Linked DNA regions of Mus musculus: region 2 is linked to region 1. A link is a loop called in an ENCODE intact Hi-C map of the cell type or tissue named here. Cell type or tissue: heart. All regions are shown on one strand. Links, peaks and the distances in the headings refer to the core of each region. The heading gives the core; the rest is flanking DNA.

What was found. Peaks named below come from ENCODE experiments on the same cell type or tissue, not always from the same donor. Only the 100,000 strongest peaks of a DNase experiment are listed, where the experiment ranks them.
Region 2: a loop joins it to region 1, with 6 times the contacts of the local background. A loop is called at or near these places in 23 of 42 quality-filtered maps.

Annotation. Positions count from the first base shown.
Region 1 is chr8:64,613,837-64,622,380 of GRCm38, forward strand. Cpe (carboxypeptidase E) reads right to left here. Exons shown (of 9, transcript NM_013494.4): 2 at 5,515-5,711; 3 at 3,702-3,869. Among named protein-coding and RNA genes, the nearest start is that of Cpe, 75 kb to the right of the region's middle. In heart, for the core only: a CTCF peak has its summit at 4,950 (motif pointing right); no DNase peak of the experiment used is centred there; H3K27ac peaks cover 807 bases.
Region 2 is chr8:64,689,420-64,697,963 of GRCm38, forward strand. Cpe (carboxypeptidase E) reads right to left here and starts at 3,690. Exons shown (of 9, transcript NM_013494.4): 1 at 3,224-3,690. The coding sequence starts at 3,530. In heart, for the core only: a CTCF peak has its summit at 3,663; a DNase peak (open chromatin) is centred at 3,642; H3K4me3 peaks cover 1,890 bases; H3K27ac peaks cover 1,130 bases; H3K27me3 peaks cover 354 bases.

The DNA of each region.
Region 1 (8,544 bases), core at 310-8,309:
GCTATATTTATTCAGATTCCTTCACAACTCCAGCCAGTGAAGAGAAGCATAACACTAATAAATTATCAGATGTATTTTAAGCCCTGCTGTCTTCGAGCAATTCAGGCCAAGGCTCACGAGCTGAACTCAAGCAACCGTGGAGGCAGCCAGGCTGAGAAGCTTGGGGCTAGATGAGAAATGACTTAGGAGTAAAACTGGGAAAGTGAGAGAAGAATTTTATTCCTAATGTCTGAAAAATGAGGACGGTATTGGTCCCTAATGGTGTCTCACTGGAACACGGTGATATCTGCAGGGCTTCCTAAGGAAATAGGATTTTTTTTTTCCTGTCATCTGTCATCCACAGACCCTGAATTTGTATCCAAGGAACTCTGCATCCTAAACCATGATTCCTGGCACACAAAACAAAATAAATCTTGAGAAGCAAAGCCCTTTTTGAGGGGTAAAGATGCTATGGTGAGAAATAGGAACTTGAAAATGAAGACTATGTAGGCCATTATTGAATCACTTGCTCTGAGTCTAAATGTTGTTTTATTCTTAATGTCAAAAGTAAAGGAGGGGAACCAGACATGAATTATTAGTTACCTTTTACTAGATACTTTGCTATTGCTGTGATTTGGCACCAAAGCAACTTATAGAAGAAATGGTTTACATGGGTCTTACAGTTTCAGAGGGTTAGAGTCCATGATCAGCAGGGAAGGGATAGGACATCCTCCTTTAACACCTCCTAATTCCCAAACAGTTTCACCAACTGAGAAGCAAGTATTCAAATACATGAGTCCACGAGGGCCATTATTATTCAAACCACTAAAGATTTACTATAGTAAATAAATCTTGCTCTTGTCAGTGCACACCTTTAATCCCAGCACTCAAGAGGCAGAGGCAGGTGGATCTTTGAGTTCGAGGCCAGCCTGGTCTACAAAGTGAGTTCCAGAACGGCCAGGGCTACACAGAGAAACCCTGTCTTAAAAAAAAGAAAAACAAAAAACAAAAAACAAAAAACAAAACAAAGAACAACAAAAAACCTTGCTCTTATCTTGAGTAATGAATTAAAGTTTAATTATGTAACATTTTCTTTCATTTAAAAGCAGCAATGGGTATTTTAAATGAAAGCTCTCATTTTAAATGTACATTAGCATGTCTTTTTTAAGATTTATTTTTATTTGTAATTATGTATGCCTGTGAGTATGTGCCCATGAATGCAAGTGCATCCAGAGGCTAAAAGAGGGCGCCAGATCCCGTGGAACTGGTGTTACAGTGATTGTGATCTTCCCAACATAGGCGCTCAGAACCAAACTCAGGTCTTCTGTACGAGCAGCAAGTGCTCTTCACCAATAAGCCATCTCTCCAGGTTCCATTGGCATCTCTTAATGAGACTGCCCAAAGCAATTGTATGCCAACACCATAGAGCAATCATGCACGCAAGACTTGGGTTTAACTAGAGAGGGAAACAGCCATACTGGCTGGAAACAATCTCATGTGCACCAAGTTGCCAATCAGTCCTCCTATGAAGAAGAGATTCTCACAGTTTTTCTAAGAGGGGCAACAGGAATTATTTTCCTCCTTTCTCAGAGTTAAAGACATGAATGCATGCACTAGAGAAAGTATGTGGACAAATACCAGAGCCAGCCTCCAAGGCCTGCCTTTCATCTTATACCTTACAGATGATTACACTGCCCTCCTCTGTCCCACTCAGCCCCTCCCAGTGTCTCTGCACACGATGGATGCCTGTCTGAACTCCAGCTGTTGATTTCCGTTGGGTTCATTCTTCAGACACAGCAATTCACTGGTGAGCCTTGTGTATACTTACTCATATGAGGCCCTCAGCTGACTATGTGTCAGGCTCAGCTATGAATCATCACAAGCAATGGACTGAAGTCTGAAGTCAAAGAGCAAGCAACCCTATAAATAAATGACTATGCTGTCAGACACATGCAGCTCTATAAGAACAGCACCCCCACTGCAGAACACAAGGAACATCAAACAGGAGCTGTGTCCGAGAGGGGAAGGTCACGTGGAGGAAGTAACTCAAAGTGGAAGGGAAGAATATTCTAATCAATTAGAACAGCAGCCAATGTGAACACTGTATTGTTAGCAGATGGTACACTTGGGGGTATGACTAGAGCAGATGACCACCAGAGCCAGCATCCACAGCATCCACAGGGCATCTGTCTGAAGGGTCTTGGAGCTATAATGAGATTCTACTTTCCAAAACCTCACTTAAGAACATCCTGGAAGTAACAGACACCACAGGGCAGATGCAGCAGCACTTGGGGATAGAAGTAAAAGGATGTCAAAGGCTAGCCTGGGCTAAGTAGCAAGACCCTATCTCCAAAAAAAATTGAAATTAAAAAAAAAAAAAAAAAAGAAAGAACAAGAAGAAGGAAGAGAAGACAATGGGGCTGAACTAAGCCAGGAACTGAGATGGAAATGAATGGGGTCAGGAGGTCAAGTCTTTGGGAAATAAGGGCTAACTGCTGTGAGCAGCGACAGAGATAGGAAGTGAAAGACGGGATGGTAGGGATGAGGGAAACAAAAACTGTTCTAAGGGGAAACACTTCTTTCTAGATAAGCTGAGCTTGGGGTCCTAGGTACCACCTGATAAGGGGACCCTGTGAGCAAGGGCAACGGAACAACAGACGTTCCCTGGAGGTCTGGAAGGAATTAGAGATGTGGAATTTTAGGGGCTCTTAATACAGCTGATGGGAACACGCCAGGCAAGGATATGAGTACTGGGAAGTAGGTGAATGCAAGGGACCCGGAGGAAGGCTGTGTCTCCTCCAAGACAGACAGGGTATGGAAAGAAACTCAGCAGAGTTGAGGGGCAATAGAAAAGGTAGGTATAATAGTTTGACTATTGTTGACCCAGGGAGTGGCACTATTTGAAGGTGTGGCCTTGTTGGAGTGGGTGTGGCCTTGTTGGAGTGGGAGTGGCCTTGTTGGAGTGATGTGTCACTGTGGGCATGGGCTTTACGACAGTCATGTAGCTGCCTGGAAGCCAGACTTTTAGCAGCCTTCAAATGAAGCTGTAGAACTCTCAGCTCCCGCTGCACCATGCCTGCCTGGATTCTGCCATGCTCCTGCCTTGATGGTAATGGACTGAACCTCTGAATCTGTAAGCCAGCCCCAATTAAATGTTGTCCTTTATAAGAGTTGTCTTGCTCATGGGGTCTGTTTACAGCTGTAAAACCCTCACTAAGACAGCAGGTGATGTGAAATTTTGCAGGAGAAGGTTTAGAGGGAAAGGACAAAGATCAACACTGTGGAGTCCTGCAGAACTTGGTGGTCAGGTGGGGAAAGGGCTTCCTCCAGGCAAGACTCACTGCTGTGTTTTCTGCTCCCCCGCCCCCTTCCTTTTTCACAATTTATCCTTAGTCCTCAGAGTGAAGCAAAGTCCCAGACTCCAGCCGCTCCAGCCTTAGCCTTGAGTCAAACGTAACTCAAGATGTATAGCACATACTACGCCCAGCAACACAGGAGGGCAGAGGCAGGCAGATCTCTGAGTTCAGTGCCAGCCTGGACTACAGAGTAAGTTCCAGGACAGCCAAGACTAGAGAGAAACCGTGTCTTGAAAACAGGAAAAAAAAACAAAAACAAAAGCAAAAACGATTCATGTCACTCCTGTGTCATTCACTGTACCGAAGACACTGAAACATACTTCCCCAGCTATGCGGCAGACCCCGGGAAAGCCACACACATGCTACCTTTGAATTTTGGTCCACAATTTTCTTCAGATTCTTCAGCAGGTGATTGTTAGGACCGCCTTCTTTCTCATTAACATACACGATCCTGTCCAGGTCTGGGAAGTTACGGTTCAGATCTATTCCCTGGGCGTTGCTGCGGCCCACAAACCAGTCCTTCAGCTCGCCGGGCTAAAGGAGACAACAGAAAAACCACCACTGCTTATTAGTACTGTCAATACCTTCTTAACGTCCCCATCACTGCCCTCAAAAACTAATTCCTGAGATTGTCTATTGCAATATCCTCCCAGTACTGCTGTGTTCACTACTTTATCAGGACACTCATGAAGGTGCCCAATTTAAAATATTTGTTATAAGCATTTTGGAAAAAGATAGTTTTCATGAATAATAGTTTTAAATCAATGATAGTTATATGTAAGCGATGTTTAGCAGATTTCAATGATTTGTCGGTACAAACTCACTGATTGTAGGTGACCTATTTAAAAATCACACCACCAACAATTAGCATCAAGTAACATTGTCTCTGTTGATCACAGAAGTCTGATTTTTAAATCTACAAACGAATAAATAATCCTAAGAACTTAAGATGAATTGGACATGAGTCTCTTATGTGTTAATAACTTCAATGCTTTTTACGGGTTTCTTTTTTTTTAAAAAAGTGTATTTCGCTTCAAAATCTTGGAGAAAGGACTCTATATGTCTTTATAATAAAATGATCAGCATGAGAAAAGATAAATGTGTTTATAATGTTTAATTGTTGTACAACGTGCATCAAAATTTTACATTTTACACAATTAGCAGAACATGTAACAACTATAGTGTCCATAATCTTGTCCAATCAAAATGTAAGCCCACATATTGTCTCTGTAAAGATATAATTATACATGCACGCCTTTAATGTCAGCACTCAAGAGACAGAAGCAGTAGGATCTTTGTGAGTTCAAGGCCAGCCTGGTGTACAAACCAAGTCCAAGCCACGTGAGCTACATAGTGAAACCCTGTCTCAAAAAGAAAAAATTAAATTGAATTTAAAGAGCCATTAGTTTTTAGCCTGACGCTTAAAATGTATACAATTATTTTTATTGTAAACCTGAGAATTTGGGGGTCTGGTTTGGTTTTGGTTTTGCGAGAGTTGGGAGCGGCAGAGAGGGATGCAGTGTCTTTAGTGATCTTTCATAAAACCAGCAATTAAAGCAATTAATCCTCTGTAAAATAATGACCCAATTGCAAGTTATTCTTCCTTCAATCCAGCAGAGGGCGCAAGGACGCCAGTTCACCCAGCTGCAGGCATTGCAGTAGGCACCACTTACTGTGGTTCTCAACCCTCCCATGCCCATGCCGGGACTGTTTAATACAGTTCCTCTTGTTGTGGCGATCCCTCAACCGAAAAGCCATTGTTGTTGCTACTTCACAACTGTAATCATGCTACTACTATGAATCCTAATGAAAATATCGGTGTTTCCCGATGGCCTTCGGCAACGCTCATGAACTGGTGGCTCATTCCCAAGGGGACCATGACCCACCGGGTGAAAATCACTGCCTTAAAGGCAAATTTGCCTAGCCACAGCTACGAATAGAGAAGTGCCATTTGTTTAACAGTTCAGCAAAACACTATTAACGTCTTAATTATTCACTAGATTTCCCACTAAAGCTTCTGCTGAAGAACTCTCACTCTGGACATTCTAAACTTTGGACTGTCTCTCTCACACTCGGTGAACCCTAAGCATTACTATGGCTTCGCAGATTGACAAGTACACACGTATTAATATGTCAGAAAGACGAAGAAGGCAGGCCACCCACCGTGCCGGGCACTCACCTGCGATGCGGCTTTCTCAAAGCCGTCGGGGTTCAAGGAGGGCATGATATGAATTCGGGTGCTGTGGATCAGGTTGACAATTGTCTCATTGCCTTTCTGGTACTCGTTACACAGGTACTGGGCCAAGAAAATAAGCAGTTCCCGTCCAACCGCCTCATTACCATGCATGTTCCCAATGTATTTAAATTCAGGTTCACCTAAAAGACCAAAAGAATGCATAGTAAGAGGCACTTTCTGTGACACCAAAAAGAAGGCAGAAGACACTCGTGCTATGCTGACTTTTATCAACTTGACACAAACCTAGACATATCTGGGAAGAGAGAATCTTAACTGAGAACGGCTTCTGCAAGACTGGCCTGTAGGCAAATTTGTAGGACATTTCCTTGACCAAAGGTTGATGTGAGGGAGTCCAGTTCTCTGGAAGCTGTGCCACCACTGGGAAGTCGGTCCTCTAGAGTACAAGTGAACAGGCTTAGCAGCTGTGGAATGCAAGCCAGTAAGCTGCACATGACCATGGCCTCTGCTTCAGCGCCTGCCTCCATGTTCCTGCCTTGAGTTCCTGCCCCAGCTTCCTTTAATGAAGGACAGTCATGAGAAAGTTCAAGCCAAAAAGCACCTCGCCCCAGGAGCTAGTTTTGGTCATGCTCTTTATCATACCCACAGAAACCAGGCGAAGGCGCCGAAACGTATTGTTTATCTACTAAGTTACTGTGAATAACCAACCGCTTCTTTGCCCTCTAAACAGGAAGTCTGAGAAATCTGCCTGGGGTGGTCGACTATCCCAAACATCCAATGGCTCCATCCTTCCAGTCCTCTCTCCCTGCTGACCACCTCTTGCAAAACTGTGTCCACACACAATTCTGGTGTGAAGGCTTGAGGTCCTTCCTCCATCAAGGAAGTAATTAAGGTTCACTGAAGTCCCAAGATTCTTGCTCAATAAGGCCTGTTATCCTAACAGGAAGATAAAATCATGAATTCTTCTCTCCTCAATGAGGAAAGAGCCTGTGAAAACAAACACATTTCGGAGGAGTGCACCTGTGTGCCAGGAAGAGAGGGTTGATCACAAACCGTGTCTGCTCCACCTCCATCTTCCGTTTCTCCAAGACTCACGGAGGGAGTAACCTCTATCACTTACACCACCCAGAGTGAAGGGACTCTAGCCAGCTCACAAACATGACTCTGGCAGGGCTTGCCCTTCTCCCCAGTCTCCTCTGCTTTGCTAAAAAACTGTTAGATTACATTCCTAAAGCTAGCCACCAAGGTCTGTTCCCTTATTTGGCCAACTCCTCCTGAGGCTGACTGCCAAGGTTCACTTATCAAAGTATTGAAGTCCAGCAATCAATCAAAAGATCCCTTTGGCTCACCTAATTAACAAGCCTAATTAAAATTATACACCTTACTCTAACACCCATTTTCCTATGTGCTGCATCTGTCTCCTCTCTATCCAGAGGCCGTCCTTAGTCCTACTCCAGACAAATACTCCTCCTCCCTCTCCCTGGTTCCCTTCCCAGACTTCTCCTTCACCCTTTATCTCCTGTCTTTGTCTCTTATTCCCTGGCCTGTGTCCCCTGCAGCAAAGAAATCTGCTTTGTGCTGAGAACTTGGCCTTGGAGTCGTGAGCTGATACCGTTTCCTATGTGGAGTATAATCTTTTGTTATGGCAGCCCAACCAGGCCCACATGCTAATACTGATAAGACACTGTGTGCCCTGGTAGGTCATAGCCTATACTTTGCTTCCTTACATAATCCTCAGCAAACATTTTAAAAATAAATATTGTTACCCATCTCTAATTTATACATGGATGAGCTAAAATCCACACTGCTTAAGACACCTGACCTTGACTGGACAACCTGTGAGACCAGAATGCAAATCCTAGCCTTCTGCACTAGATAAAAGTTTTCTATACTCTCTTCCCCTCTCCCCTTCTCTCCCCACCCCCACCCTGCCCCTATCCATAAAGATTAAAAGGAGACAAACTGTGTGGGATCAAACCCTGGTACCAGTTCTTACTGGCTGACCTTCTATAAGTCATTTCAGCTCTCATTTTCTCTGCTTCCCCATCTTAAAAATAGAGAAAACAACAGGTTGTACCCTGTAGAGAAGACAAGAAACAATGGCTGCATATACCTGTACCTGGAAATAGCAACTGCCCTGAGTTTGCTGTCATTATTCCTAACAGTATCATGATGGCTGCTACATTATCTTGTCACTGTGAGATTCTTTGTCAGACACAACCTATTAATCCATTGTAACTAATTACCCGGTGTAATAGGAGCGAGGTTGTTTCTGTTATCAAGATAGCACCAATGAAGCCTGAAGAGAGAAAGTGTTGCTGAAAGACTTTGAAATGAAATGCAGTTGCCCATTTCTACCGCTCGCTCCCAGGGGCATTCTGGGAGGAGTCCTGTTGCTCTAGAGCATGGCAGACAAGTGGTCCTCCCAAGTCCTGCGCCTCTGCTCCTGTCTGCATCACTGCCTCAGTTTCCTCAGTGGAGAAGATGCTCTCACTTATAAAATCGTGAGACTGCTCCTCTGAGGATTAAGAGACAACACAGTCTCCCCCGCATCCCCAAAATGTATTACTGAAATATTCTTTGCCTGCGATTCAAGAGCCTCTGACTGTAGTGGCTGCTCCCCATGCAAGTCTGTTCTTGGCTGTCCTTGTGTGTTCTCCGCCTGAGTTTATGCTAATCTTAATCTGAGGATCAGGCGGGAAGAGGGTCAGTGCTATTTATACACAACTCACTTTAAGGAAGAGTCTCTAACTAAACTACCTGCAAGGGACTGGTGAAGGGGCATGGGAGGAGAGGAGAAGGTGAAAGACGTTCCCTTCACTTCTGGCCTCAGATCACTCACTTTTCTTTCTGTGAAAACGTACCCTTAACTCTGTCCCTTACTGTGTGTGACGTCTGCACCGGACACCTTCCCTTACTGAGAATAACATCTGCACCAGACCTTACTGAATATAACATCTGCACCAGACACCTTCCTTTACTGTGTAGAACATCTGGTTGGGGCAGCAGAAAAAC
Region 2 (8,544 bases), core at 148-8,147, 75 kb after region 1:
TTGTCAGATCAGTTGAATTGGCCGGCCAGCTCCAGCCCTAAGTGTCCCATCAGTGCATCACCAGCCCCAAGTGCCCCATCAGTGCATCACCAGCCCCAAGTGCCCCATCAGTGCATCACCAGCACTGGGCTTACAACTGTGCTCTGCTCAGTGTTGTCCATGAGTTCTGAGGGATCCTGTTCAGGGCGTCATGCTTGGGTAACAAGCATTTTACTTATGGAACCGTCTCCCCAGAGACATCTCCCTCCTTTTCCCTGTTCGTGAATTCTAACGGTGAATACCTAAGGAATTATTTGGGAGACCTCAAGTTCAGCCCACAGACTGTACCAAACAAATACAGAGGTCAATTCCTTCTGGCTAGAAAAACGTTGTCCGTTTTTAAGAAGTATCTGCCCAGAACGTGCTAATCTAACCAAAGGAAGCTTTCAGTTGTTGCCGCCACTCTTGTTGGGGGATATGTTGTCTTGTTAGGACTCTATTACATCCACTGACTAAATCCTTACAAATAACGGTATTTTTTTTCTGTCCTGACGATCCAGCACAAGGCCCTAAGTGGGCACTCCACCACTCATCTGCACCCAGTCCACAGCATTTGGGCAGATGTTCATAAAAAAATTACCTAGGCTAGGAAAACAAACTTGACTCTTTATTCATGCTAAAAAAAAAATAAAATAAAATGAATATAAAAAAAAGTCTCATGGAAATTTTCAATCAGTGAATTTAAAGCAGAATCCAGAGTGTTACATCAGAGCCTGTGCGTAAAGGTACCAACTCTGACAGCCTGGCTTTTATTTCAAGGACCTGCAGGGTGGAAGAAAGAGCCAGCTTCTGAAAGTTGACCTTTGACTTTCACACACCATGATGTGCATACACGGAAGCACATGCATGCATGGATAAATAAATAATAAAGGTTTTACAAACAAATCCCGAAGGTACTTCTGCGATGAAATTACTTAAGGTAGGTAGTCTGCTTCATAAGGGGTCTGAGCAACATTAGAGTTTGTAAATTTCCAGAATTTGTGCATTTTCTGCCCCCTGTGGGGCGGCACTCGTCAATGTCCCTGATCTATGAGTCCCTAGGATTCTTTTCCATGAGTTGGCACAGACACTTCCTGTCCCATAACCTTTGTGCCAGATTTCCCATTCACCGGAGCAACCTGTGTATAAGTCATAGAAGCTGGCTCATCTTGAAGGTGTAGGATTTCAAAATGGCCAAAGGAATAACATTGAATGTACCCATTTCTACCACGGAAGAGACACAGATATGCCTTCTTATCTGCTCACCCGAAAAGGACTTTGAAGGACTTTCTAAAAAGTGATCATTTTTTTCAACCAGATTTGCAGATCCGTGCTCCAGATATTCAACCAAAATTTGTTTTCATTTTCAGAACACGTCATATTCTTGCAATAATATCAATTTATCTTTACGTTTGAAACAAGACAACATAACGTTAAACCATGGCTTTCACATAATTTCTTTAAATAATTCAACAAGCCCACAGGAAGACTCTACTAGCAAGCAGAACAAAGGGCTGAGATTGAGCATCAGAATCATACAAGCTGGACTGTCAGGAGTGGCCAGCTTGTTGTGTGGCTTGGCTGGAAGTGAGTGTCCATGTAAGCATTGTCTCCTTATTTTCCAATGACTGTACAAACACTAACCATCGTTTCCGCTTTCCAGGATGAGCCCTGCTGGAACTCTTTATGAATGTCTTAAGGTTTTCACCCTAATACCAAGCCGTTAGCAAATTCATTCCCACCCTGTCATTTACCTTAGTCATGGGCAAGAAATGTTTTCCGAGGACTTAACCCATACACTCCATGTTCTAAGATCAAAGTTTCTCTATTAGCATTTATTTAATCCATTCTCCGTCTTATGTACCACTGGGAAAACTATGCAGGCAAATGAATGCGGGGCTCAGTGACAGAGGCTTACTCAGCCTTCCTGGATTGCATCCTATCACAACAACAACAATAACAATAATAATAATAATAATAATAATAATAATAATAATAATAATAATAATGGAGAGAGGAAAAAGTCGGGAATGGTGGGAAACATCCATAGTCCCAACTTGATGATTCAGAAGCTGAGTGATCAGGAGTTCGAGGCCAGCCTGGACTACAAATTCAAGGCCAATCTAATGAACTAGAAACCCAGGGAGGAAAAAAAGGGGAGGGGGCGGGGAGAGATGAAGGAAGGGAGACTTCTCCTGTCCTGCACTGAGAATTTTTAGCCTGGCTTTTGTGTTTTCCTCGAGAAATCAAAAGCATTCCATACTGATTCCGGCGCTTTAACCAGGCCTTCATTACCAACAGAAAGGCCAGGACCAAATTCTTTCTGAAGAGCATAAACATAACCCAAAAAAGATCCCAAAACATTGCTTAAAATATCTTTTTAATACTAAGCCTTTAATACAAATCAAAACGTGCTTGAACATACTCTGACGGAAAATGCCTAACAAGATGACTGCAGGAGATAAAACGTGATCAATCGTGAACTAGTCATCTCAGAGTGGTTAAAGCACGCGGGGAGGGGTGGGGGTGGGGGGGTACTGTTGTTTTCCCTTAGTAAGGCCATGCATGGTTTCAGAATCTGTATGCCTGTTAGAAACCATCTTTTTCTATCCTGGTAGGAAGATCTACATATATGCACACCACACGACATCTAGATCATCAATATCCTTTTTAAAATTCGCCAGCATCCCCAGAGAGTGCACCTAACGCTCACACAAACACAGAGGAAGGTAGGAAGAGCTGCAGCACCCAATAAGCTGGTCCTTTGGAAATTCTCAAATGATAAAAGCCTCTTTCCTGGCTCCTCTGAGACCTCCTTCCTGGCTCCTCTCCTTCTGCACCTTATTTTTCACTCGTGTCTGAGGGGAAGGTGTTTGCCTTCCTGAGAACTCACAATTTTATTCTGTTTAGAGTTTGACCCATCTGTGACGGTGAGCACCGGGGACTCAGCTCTGGGATTTGCTTGCCTGTTATTCCTGTCCCCGTGCCTCCAGCCCCCCTCTAGCCTATGTTCACAAAAAAAAAAAAAAAAAAAACAAAAAAACAAAAAAAAACGGGTCGGAGATGCGAACGATAGGGAGAGGCTGGTGCTCGTTTCCTTCCCACTTTCCACCTTCCATCCAGGCATCCTCCACCGGGAAGCAACTTGGGGCCCACCTCTCCTTCTTCCCGTCCCCGGAGCCCCTGCAGCGGGCAGAGCACTTACCCGGCTCATGGACCCCGGGGTTGTCAGACAGCTCGATGACCAGGAGCTCCCGGCCCTCGAAGCTGCGCCCCACTGTGTAGATTCTGCTGATGGCGGTGCACTGCAGCCATACGGACACCAGCGCCTCGCGCAGCTCTGGATAGCGGTGGTACTCGAAGGAGATGCCGTCCTCTTGCTGGAGCCGCCGGCGGCGCCTCATGCCAGCCGCTGGCGCCCCGGGCTCCTGGGCTTCAGCCGTCAGCAGCCACCCGCCGGCCACCAGCGCGGCACACAGCGCCAGCAGCACCCGTCCTCCGCGCCCGGCCATCGCGTCCCCGCGAGCTGCACTGCCGGCCTCTTTTGTCTGCCCGGGCCCGGGTGGAGTTGGCGAGCTCAGCACCAGCCTCCTCTCGCCTCACCTTCCACCGCTCAATGAACGGTGCGCTCTGGGGCCACCCAGAGGACAGCGGCGACGCGACGGCTCTGCGCGCTGCACTACCCGCCCCGGGGAGCGGGAGCCAGGAGGCTAGGCACAGGCGAAGCAGCCGCCAGGGATGTTGGGTTTATTTCTTGGTTCAGACCCACGTCAAAAGCCAAATGGCGCCAGGGACCACGCAGGTGGAATGACAGCTAAGACCTTGACTTAGGAAGGCTATTGTTAATGAGAGGGAACCACGACCCAAGATCATCCTTGTAGAAAACACATTCTTGGGTTGTTAACAGGGCCTTTTGATTTCCACCTAGATGCATCAGAATGCGGGGTGGGGGTAAGAAACAACCCGCTGCTTGCCTGGACATCACTGCAATAGTGGAAACTTAAGGGATGCGATTTCATCTACAGCAAGGTCTGGCTAGAAGCCAGAACACTGTGTTTTGATTTAAAGGTGCTTTCTACCAATTTACAGATCCTGCATTTAATTGTATTCAGACACACTCCAAAACCTTTCTAGGGGGAAAAAAAAAAAAGAAATGGGATAAGACGGTGTCCTTTACAAGCAGGACCTATACCACTCATCTTCTGTGATATCCTGGAAAAAAAAAAAAAGACTCTGCTCATGAATTAGACAAAGGATTTCGTTTGGCATTCTGATTCAATCCTGAAATAGAGAAAAATCCGATACAGACAAATGATATATATTGTCATCCCTTTCACAAAGTGACTGCAAACGGATAAAATCATGGGCTTAAATGAGCACCCTTGGGCAGGGCTTGTGTTTTTGGAGCAACATCTGCAGCAGATGTTACTCTACAAAGGTTGCCATTTGGGTGTAACATCAGCACGGATCTGAACACGTGATCATTGAGTATGACCACCAAAAAGAAAGACTGAATGAAGACCAGCTGGGGAATGTTTCATGAGGGACATTTTCCCTCGGATGCCTCTTTCTCTGCTGTCTAATAATACCCTGTCCTGAATAAATCTGTCACCTGGAAAGGAAAGGAATCCAGGTCTATAATAGTTTCATTAGGTTTGTTGTTGGTTTGTTGTTGTTGTTGTTGTTTTAACTGAAGTTTGAAACAGTGGAAGTGCCTTCTCCTACTGACTCCTTGGTCTCAGGAGCAGCTAGAGGACAAAGGGAGTCCAGCTGCTTAGAAAGTGATATTAGCAAGACAACAGGTCGTCATATGGCCTCTGTGGCTCTCAGAAGTCCCCCTGTCTCCGAAAGCTGACCTGTGACAGACATGGCCGCCCACACCTCACCCACCCCATTCCCACCCCTGAGAAATCCTAACCAACCAGAGTGCTATAACTAAGGCACAGAATGTTACCAGCACTGAGTGAAGAAGGCAGGCAAAAATTGTCTGTCACACATTCAGGAACAAACGTAGACCAAAAAGGGGAGCAACTGTAGGCATCCAGCTCATCTTGAGAATTTCACAAATAAAATAAGTATTACTGTCTCGGGGGCTGGAGAAATGGCTTCACAGTAAAGAACACATAATACTCTTGCAGAGTACCTGAGTTCAATTCCAACACTCAGAACCAGAGGATCACAGCTGTCTGCATCTCCAGCTCCAAGGGATCTGATATCTGGCCTCCTTGGACACCCTACATATACAGTAATAATTGGGGGGGACATACACACATCTAAATACAATTTTAAAGGAGCACAAATCAAGTCATGGTAGTACACACCTGTAGTCCCAGCATTCAAGCACCTGAAGCAGGAAGATCTTGAACTTGAGGCAAGCCTGAGCTAAATAGTGTGACTCTCCCTCAAGCAAGTAAATCAAGGTGTATAAATAGACAGGCTGCCAAGGTGCTGGCAGAGAGGTTAGCCTGGAATCAGTGTGTCTACATCTCCCACAGCAGCACAGATGCTTTTCTTAAGACAGGGTCTCATGTAGCCTCGGCTGACGTCAAACTCACTATGTATCTGAGACTAGCCTTGAACTCCTGGTCTCTTTTTTTAAATATATTTTTATTAGGTATTTTCTTCATTTACACTTCAAATGCTATCCCAAAAGTCCCCCATACCCTTCCCCCCACTTCCCTACCCACCCACTTCCACTTCTTGGCCCTGGTGTTCCTCTGTACTGGGGCATATAAAGTTTGCAATACCAAGGGGCCTCTCTTCCCAATGATGGCCGACTAGGCCATCTTCTGCTACATATGCAGCTAGAGACACAAGCTCTGAGGGCACTGGTTAGTTTATATTGTTTTTCCACCTATAGTGTTGCAGGCCCCTTTAGCTTCTTGAGTACTTTCTCTAGCTCCTCCTTTGGGGGCCCTGTGTTCCATCCAATAGCTGACTGTGAGCATCCACTTCTGTTTGCCAGGCACTGGCATAGCCTCACAAGAGACAGCTATATCAGGGTCCTTTCAGCAAAATCTTACTGGTGTATGCAATGGTGTCAGCGTTTGGAGGCTGATTATGGGATGGATCCCCGGGTATGGCAGTCTCTAGATGGTCCATCCTTTTGTCTCAACTCCAAACTTTGTCTCTGTAACTCCTGATCTCTTATCTCAAACCTCCCAAGTGCTAGCTTGTAATATAGTTAGGTGCTGCTTTAACAAGCTACCACAGATTTGGGGAGGGGTGGGGTTTTTTTGGGGGGTGGGAGGCAGCCATCATCCAACTTCCTCCTTAAAGTAGACAGAGCTTTATGAAAAACACCAACAAAAAAACCCCAATGCTTTCCACTCTAACCAGCCTGTGTTTGATTACTTAGTTCAGAAGTCTGAATCCAGAGTTACAATTAGGTTTCTAAAAGCATTTCCAAAAGAGTAACCTTGGGAAACCAGAGAAAAGAAAACAGAGCGGCTAAAACCAATGACTTCAAAAATATAGAGTTAAGAATTTCATGTTAGTAATTTAAGTCAACCTCACTAATTTGTGGCTGGGTTGGGGCATATTGACTAGTAACTGCACACACAAACAATACTCTCTCATTGAAGTCCTAACTTGTTCCATGGCTGACTATTCTTTTAAAATGTCACCTTTAAGGGTCATGAGGTACTTTCTATTTTGTTTTTTACTTTAAAGGAAAAAACGTTGGATTATACTAGCTATGTACTATTACTTGAAAAGTTCTTTGACATCTTAGATGTTTGCGGCCCTAACCTGTAAAAGGAAAAAAAGTTGGTTCGACTATCCATCCTCTAGTATTTGAGTATAAGAGAACCTGGACCATTAGTTCACCAGTTAAGGGCGTGTTGCTCTTCCAGAGAACCCAGGTCAATGCCTAGCATCCACAGGCTTGCTCACAATTGTCTGTAAGAATAGTCTAAGGAGATCTCTTCTGGTCTCTGCCAGTACCAGACAGGTACATGATGTACAGACATACATGTAGGCAGGACAGGTATACAATAATAACAACAACAATAATAACAATAATAATCTTAAATCATTATTTGAAAATGTCAGAAAATTAATAAAATATGTTTTATACACAGGTATTTTCAAGCTTTCATGATTCACAGAGTCTGGGGTGGGTTTCAGGCATTAAGAATAGTCATTCCTGGTTTGGGGGGCTGGAGAGTTGGCACAGAGGGTAAGGGTGTTTCCTATTCCTCCAGAGGACTTGAGTTTGTTTCCCAGCATCTATGTCAAGCAGCATATGATCACTTATCACTTCAGCTCCAGGGAATGTGACATTCTCTCCTGCCTACCTTGGGCACTTGCACCCACATAGCAGACACACACATAAAAAAATTTTTAAGTCTTTTTTTAAAAGAATTTTTTAAATGTTCTTCATTTTAACCAGGAAACCAACCAAGTATGGTAGCAAGTGCCTGTAACTCCAGCACTTAAGAGTGAAGGCAGGAGAACTGGGAGCTACAGCCTAGTCTATATTATAACAAGTTTGAAACCAACCTGGGTTACATGAGACCCTGTCAAATACAAACAAGGCAGGGCAGAGGTTTCTAATTTTAATATTTGACTGCCAAATATGTTGTATTATTTCATTTTCTTGTTACTGTAATGCAATAGTATGTCCAGAAAAGATTTACAGAAGAAAGTTTATTCCACCTTACTGTTCCACAGTGAGAGTCCGTCATAGCAGAGGAGGCACACTGCAGATAGCTGAGGTGGTCAGAGCAGGGAGCTGAGACATCACATGTTCGTCCACATGCAAGAAGCAGAAAGAAAACCAGAAGAGAGGCAAAACTATGAGCTTTCAAACCTCCCTCACACTGCCATACGTCCCCTGGCAAGGTTCTACTTCCCAAAGGTTCCATAGCCCTCCCAGACAGAGCCACCTCCTGGGGACCAAGTGTCCAAAGGCTTGAGACTACGGAGGCATTTCTCTTCCAACCACAACACAAGCTCGAAGAAATAAGGATGCATGTGTTAACATTTGCTAAGGTCTATTTCAAATCCAAACTCCTATGGTCCTGGAAGGTTTCTGTTTGAAATAATTTCCCACAAACCTGAGAGATAACACAAAACGTAGACTAAGGCATTGACCCAAAGAAATTAACATTTCATCTGTGTTTATAAAATAATTTCTGGGTTATTTTACACGTGGGTCAGCTGCATCCATTCTTCTAGGGCAGGCATTAGTCCTCTGTAGCTACACATATGCACTTTTTCATCGTGGCTGTAGAATTCTAAAATATCTCGCATGCCAAGTTTTTAATGCATTTGCATACCCATAGTTAAATTCAACCCGCAGACCCTATTTTAAAATATCTGTACAAACAGGAAGTTGAAAGTGACAGTGTTGCTTTGTGATGTCACCTCTAGATGTCTGTTGTCACACATTTAAATTCTCACAACCCCTACTTTCAGCCTCCCATCTATTCTCATCAAGTACAGAAACTATTTCTTTCTATGTGTGCAGCTTTTATTCTCTTCTTGCCTGTTTACTATTTATCTATCCTGCAGAAGTTCTGT